Linked DNA regions of Homo sapiens: region 1 is linked to region 2. A link is a loop called in an ENCODE intact Hi-C map of the cell type or tissue named here. Cell type or tissue: heart right ventricle. All regions are shown on one strand. Each heading gives the region's core, and the rest is flanking DNA. Links, peaks and the distances in the headings are about the cores only.

Region 1 (2,910 bases), core at 226-2,725, 390 kb after region 2:
ATTAAAAAATAATGTATAAAAAATCAAAATAAAAGAAGCAGCCAGTGCAGGTCAGGCTACCTCCTTCTGTCCTGGGACCTTGTGCAGAAACAGCCCCCTTCAGCTGAGCGGCTTGGTGGGTGACATTCACTTCTGAATTCTTTGGGAGTCTCTTTACAGATTGGAACCTGGGTAGGTGACGGCATCTCCTCAGGACAGAGCAACACTGGGCAGGTTAGGGAAGCAAGGCAGTGGCCACACTGGCCATCCGAGGCTGTCTTTCACCTTTTTTACCTTCGGAGACTAGATCAGTTTGTATTCAGGGGCCACTGGTCCCTTCCAGCACTATTGAGGACATGCTTATAAGGGTGTGAGCACACACATAGCCCGGGACCCCGCACCTGTGCTCACCCAGGAGCCAGCGGCCTGTATGTTCTTGCCTTCTTTGTTCCAGTTCCTGGGAAAGAAAGTGGGTCCATGACACCTGTGCTCCATCCAGGTCCCAGGGCCTGCTGAGACAACCCAGATTGTGGCTTACACCAGAACCATCTTGCAGTGAGTCTCCACCAAAAAATAAATGCCCACCATGGCTTTTATCTGGTTTCAGGTGAAACAAGAGCATCTACCTCTCAGGGTTGTCGTGAGGATTAAATGAGATGAGGCATTGAACACGCTTAGAGCGTGACACAGTGCAAGACACACAGTGAGTGCCTGTGAGCAAGCACTTAACTAGAATCACTGTTGCACATCCTCAAGGCTGGTGACAGTGCACACAGATTTCAGGACTCAAAACGATAATTCGTGTAAAGCCGTTGTTGTTATCTTTAGGCTGTGACTAGCTGCCAGACTATGAGAGGTGACCCCGAGTGGTTCAGTGGGACCTTAGCCTCTGAATGAATGTCATCATCCAGCTGAGTTCCTGCATCCACCGTTATTAAGTTAGGACATTCTTTTCACGAGCAAATTCCAAAGTAGAATTGTCAGGAGTCGCATAATTAGTGAAGTTTACTGGCACGAATTATTTGTGTCTTTTGAGTGTTGACCCTTGAGTCTCTGGAAGACTTGAAGAGCTAAAAGTTCTACTCTTTCTCCAGATTCAGGTCCCTAGGAGCCCCCACCTGCCTGATCTGTTTCTGTCCTCCTTCTCTTCCACCCAAGGAAGCATGTAAATGTGCCCGGAGTTCCCAGGGCACCTGGCCAAGGCCACTGTCAACATCCACATACCCAAAGAGCATGCACGCGTCTCTGGGGTTCTTTCCTCCCAAAGCCCAGAGCTGTGACTGTTTCCTGCAGACACAGGATTTCAGGTCAACTCAAGCCAGAGGTCAACCAAGTCCCAGGCCAGAAAATGCATTGTCTGGAATGTTCCTTAGAAACAAATGAGTCTCTCTGTGATGCAAGGTTTAGACGGAAGCAGGCAGGTTAACGTGCCATGTGTCAGAAGTTTTCGTCTAGGTTGAGAGATGTCAATGAATGGCCTGGAGATAATGCTCACTGGGCATTTGGGAAAGTTAGCAGGACAGACATAGACTTCTACCAAGTACAGGGTGCAAAGGCCCACGGGTAACTCCTGAGGGGAGGTGGCAGGTGGGATGGGGAAGGGAGACCTCCAGGGAAAGGCTCTCTCAGTACTTACCTGTTTAAACTATTGGTCTTCTCAGTAAAATTTATTTAAACACACAAAGGCTGCCCCTGCATCATGTTTTTCCAAAATTGTCTGGTCCAGTTCCTTTCCCTCAGCGTTGTATTGTCTATTTAGTTTAGTTTTCTCCTCCTTTAATGAGGACTTACCAACTTTTTTTGCTTCAAAATGTCTATAACCAATTACACAGACTTTCATAAGAAAGATTTATCAAAACAGTAGACACACGTTACTGCCTTGGTCCTATAAACAGAAAATCACCCAGGACCATGTATTTGCAGAATGGCTTTCAAACTTAATCTATGGCTTAAAAGCTGAGACAATTATCAAAGGCTGTTAAGTTCACTCCTTAGTTTGAAAAAGCAGAACTAAAGTGGACACCCCTGTGTGTCCAGAGCTGCACCCTCCCCAAGGCAGGGCAAGGCACTCAGGGGCTTCTCCTTCCCTACAGGGCTGATGACCCAAAACACACACTTTGGTTCAACATTGGGAAAACGACAGCCCTATTCCTTTATTGCTTAAGGGAGAAAGAGGCATGTACAGAGGCCCACTGCTAACCCAGACCAGGAATCATTACTGGAAGGAAGAAACACCTGGAATCTATGGTCAAGGTCTTCTGTTTTCCTTCTGTCCATGGGTTTCCCAATCCAAGGGCTCGCCTCCCACTGGAGGCTCTCCTCAGCCAGGGCGATTAATTTCTGTGCCAGCAACATGCAGACAACCTCAAAAAAGGGCCCTTGCTCTCCTTCCATGGTGCTGCCTGCGCTTTCCTTCCAGTGGGGACTTTCCCATCATGCCCATGCTGTTGGAGGTGTGTTGCTGCCCATGCTTTCCCTCCAGTAGGAGCCTTCCCATCATGGCCCGTGTTGTTGGAGGTGATGATGCTGCCCACGCTTTCCCTCCAGTAGGAACTTTCCCATCATGGCCCGTGGTTGTTGGAGGTGATGATGCTGCCCATGCTTTCCCTCCAGTAGGAACTTTCCCATCATGGCCCATGGCTGTTGGAAGTGACGGTGCTGCCCAGAGTTTTCTCTCGCCAACCCCCCCACCTTTTCCCTGAGAGGGTGCCTCCATCCTGCAACTCCAACCACCTGCTGCTTTTGACGGCCAATATCTTCTGCACAAATTTCCCCTGTGAGCACCAAATCCAAATGCCCAACATCCTACTGGACAATAGATTTTCAAACTCAACATTCCCCAACTCAACTCCTCATCCTCCCCCTACTTCTTTCCCAAATGTATTGTTCTTATCTTTCTTCTCTCCCTGACTCCCTGCACGTATTCAACTT
Region 2 (2,910 bases), core at 263-2,762:
AAAATACACAGAGATTCTGAAAGGCTGTAAGAGACAAGAGGATGCTGTGTGGCTTTGTTGGCGGCCCCAACTGGGCTCCGACTGGTAGATCTTGAAGTATTTCTTAATACAAAAATCTCCAATTCTATTTGGGTCCCTCTCATTGCTGTAATATAGATATTTTGTAAGTTTTCCGGGAATCCGATGGGAAAATAAATGTGGCTGGCAGATTCTCCCCCTTGCTCCATTCAAGGTCATTCCTGCTGTCTGGGCCTCCAGGGACCTGCTTCTCCAAACCTCTGTGCCTCCCACCTCTCTAATCCCCTCTCCCCCAGACTCACAGTTCTAAAGAGATGAAAAGGACATCTTTCTTACCCCAGGGTTGCTGGGTGACCCTGATAGATAATGTGTGTTGGGGTGATTCGAGAGCGAGAGGGAATATTGCAAAATGAAATTCTATAGAAGGAGATGGAACCTGCAATAAGAAATTTCAGAGTTAATGACTCTTCTGAAACTGTTTGTTATCTGCTTTAAGACAACCGTGTAAATAAAGGAATAAGAGACTCAACACTTCGAGAGTTGTTTTAAGAAACCTATTGCTAAAAATGTGTTATAATCCCACTGTACCTCGGATGCCATTGTGCCAAGCCAGACTCAGAGAGAGAAGATTTAGTGTTTCTCTGTTGCGTGGAGCCACTGGGGGGCTAAACTATGAGCTTGCTCTAATTAGCAAGGACATGCCTTGAAAATGTGTGATTTCAGCAGATGTGAATAGTAAAGTAATGCGGGGCTGGTATCTACCACATCTTTTGAACTTATCTTCCTAACTATAGTCATGGGTTTTACACATCGGATGCATTCCTGAAAAATCGGGTGTGAATCCGTATACAAAGTGGGATTATGTTTGAAATGTTCTGGGGATGCTCTGGACTTAGAGGAAACATGTATCAGTGAAAAAGTCACAGGGAAAGTCATACCCATCCCCGATTCCTCTTTGTTGGGTTTGGACGGGCCCTCAAGCCCTGGCGGAGGTTAGCATAAGCTGCCCCTCACTTTCACTGCTGGGCCATTGAAAGGAAAGGGCTGGTCCCCGAGAAGGGTCAAGGCAGGGCTATTTTGTTCTCCAGCAGCAAAGCAAAGAATGCTGGAGGAAACCACCCAAGCGACAAGCTCTGCAGAGGGCAACTGGAGGCTGAGTCTAAAAACAAAAGTGGAGGAGCCCATCTCCTTGGAGCTGTTTATATTACATAACTCAAATAAACACAGCAGTTCAGGAACAGTTCCCTTGGCGAGGGCCAGGACCATGAGAGGCCGACAAAGGGCGTCTCCTTCAGCCACCCTGGTCAGAAATGGCTTCTTTAAAACAACAATAATAACAATACACAGGGACTTGCCAGTCCAATTCAGCAGGGTGTCTTGAATACATCAGAGAGGAGTCGCTCTAATTAGGCCTTGTAAGGTCCCTTTATTTTCTCTAGCTAAGGAAATAAATCCTAATCAGAGAGCCCAGAAAGAAGCAAAACTGACACAGGAATGGCTATTCTCATGTGCAGAGTAGGGAAAGGAAGCCCTTCCAGTGGGTTTTCTCAGCACTCGAGAGCCGCTGTGAAGCTGGGCCAGTGCGACGACTGCTTCTTGGGCAATCGAGTAGTGGCTGGCTTTCTGTGACTTCAGCTCCTCTTCAGTTCAGAGCGATGCAGGGGCCGCCAGCCTTCTGGGAAGCATTGGGCAGTTTACATGGAGTCTGTGTGAAGAATAATAATTTAAAACAAACAAACAAACAAACAAACAAAAATGGTTACTAACTCAGTAAATGACCTCAGGCCTGCAGGCCCAAAGTCTGAACAAAATCAATCTTGAATTGAGAGCAAGGCAAGAACCTACTGAAACCTTTTTCATCAGTGCCCCTAAGTCTCCAGGGACAGCAACCCCTATCATATACCAGGGGCCGAGAATAGAAATAAAAATTGTGAACACAATCCTGAGCATGGGCTGATGGTACTAGCTGCCAACAACTGCCCCATTAGTAGGCTATGGGTACGTGCTAGGGAACATTTTCTCTACGAGGCTTGCATTTAAAAATATATCTTTCTTCAAAGCTGGCCCGGGGAGTGGATGGCGAGGAAGAAGCCTTCTTTCTCCGTGCTTATTGGGCGCTAATTCATCCTGTGATTTGCTGCGGATAGCTTACTTCTCTGAGCCTGCGTTTGCTGTGTGAGAATGACTGAGATCCTGTCTTTCAGCCAGTTAATGTTTTAGACAATTCCTGGATGAAAGCCACGCTCCAGAATTCGTCCCCCGCAGTGTGTTTCCTGGGTGCCCATGGGGCCAAGGAGGACAGAGGACGGTAGCTAAGGGTAACCCTCACTACTAAAGGCTCTCACCTCTTCTTCCTCCTTGGATGTGTCCCTGAAGACATTTGTCTCTTGGTTTCTTTATTCTCAAAAGGAGGACAATTCCTACCCGCTCCCTAAGAATGTTTAGGAGTAATAGCTAACAGAAGTTATTTAAAAGTACCTGGCAAATAACATTCAGGACCAGGTGCTGAATGATCCCCTTCCTCACACCACCCTACCTAATGCATTACCTATGTGCTCCCCTTTCAAATGCATTGCTGACAGACTGCCCTATGGGGTGTAAGGCTATTCTGTACAGAAGAGGTCTCTCGGGCTCCTCCAGAGAAGTTTGCTTTGCAGGAACCGCTGAAATCCTTACATGTCCAAACGCATGTTCTGGGTAGAAAAAAACAGGTGATGAGCTGTAAGGTAGAAGGCTGCCAGGATCCACCCATGGGCACCCAGGGTTTGGCACCCCTCTTTCCAGGGGGAAGCAAAAGTGAACCAATCAACACGACGAGGTCAAGTTCAAGTCTGCCTCAGTAAAACCCTGGGGACTTTCTTCTTGAAAAACAACTGGGACAGTGTGACAGCT

The links. Hi-C counts contacts between places; a loop is a spot of excess contacts. Peaks named below come from ENCODE experiments on the same cell type or tissue, not always from the same donor. Only the 100,000 strongest peaks of a DNase experiment are listed, where the experiment ranks them.
Region 1: a loop joins it to region 2, with 1.8 times the contacts of the local background. A loop is called at or near these places in 9 of 110 quality-filtered maps.

The regions. Positions count from the first base shown.
Region 1 is chr1:234,920,592-234,923,501 of GRCh38, forward strand. No RefSeq gene overlaps it. Among named protein-coding and RNA genes, the nearest start is that of LINC02971, 35 kb to the right of the region's middle. RefSeq lists an enhancer at 1-284. In heart right ventricle, for the core only: no CTCF peak of the experiment used is centred there; a DNase peak (open chromatin) is centred at 1,201; H3K27ac peaks cover 2,188 bases.
Region 2 is chr1:234,534,759-234,537,668 of GRCh38, forward strand. No RefSeq gene overlaps it. Among named protein-coding and RNA genes, the nearest start is that of LINC01354, 4.4 kb to the left of the region's middle. RefSeq lists a silencer at 1,025-1,319. In heart right ventricle, for the core only: a CTCF peak has its summit at 1,253; DNase peaks (open chromatin) are centred at 1,213 and 1,661; H3K27ac peaks cover 2,500 bases.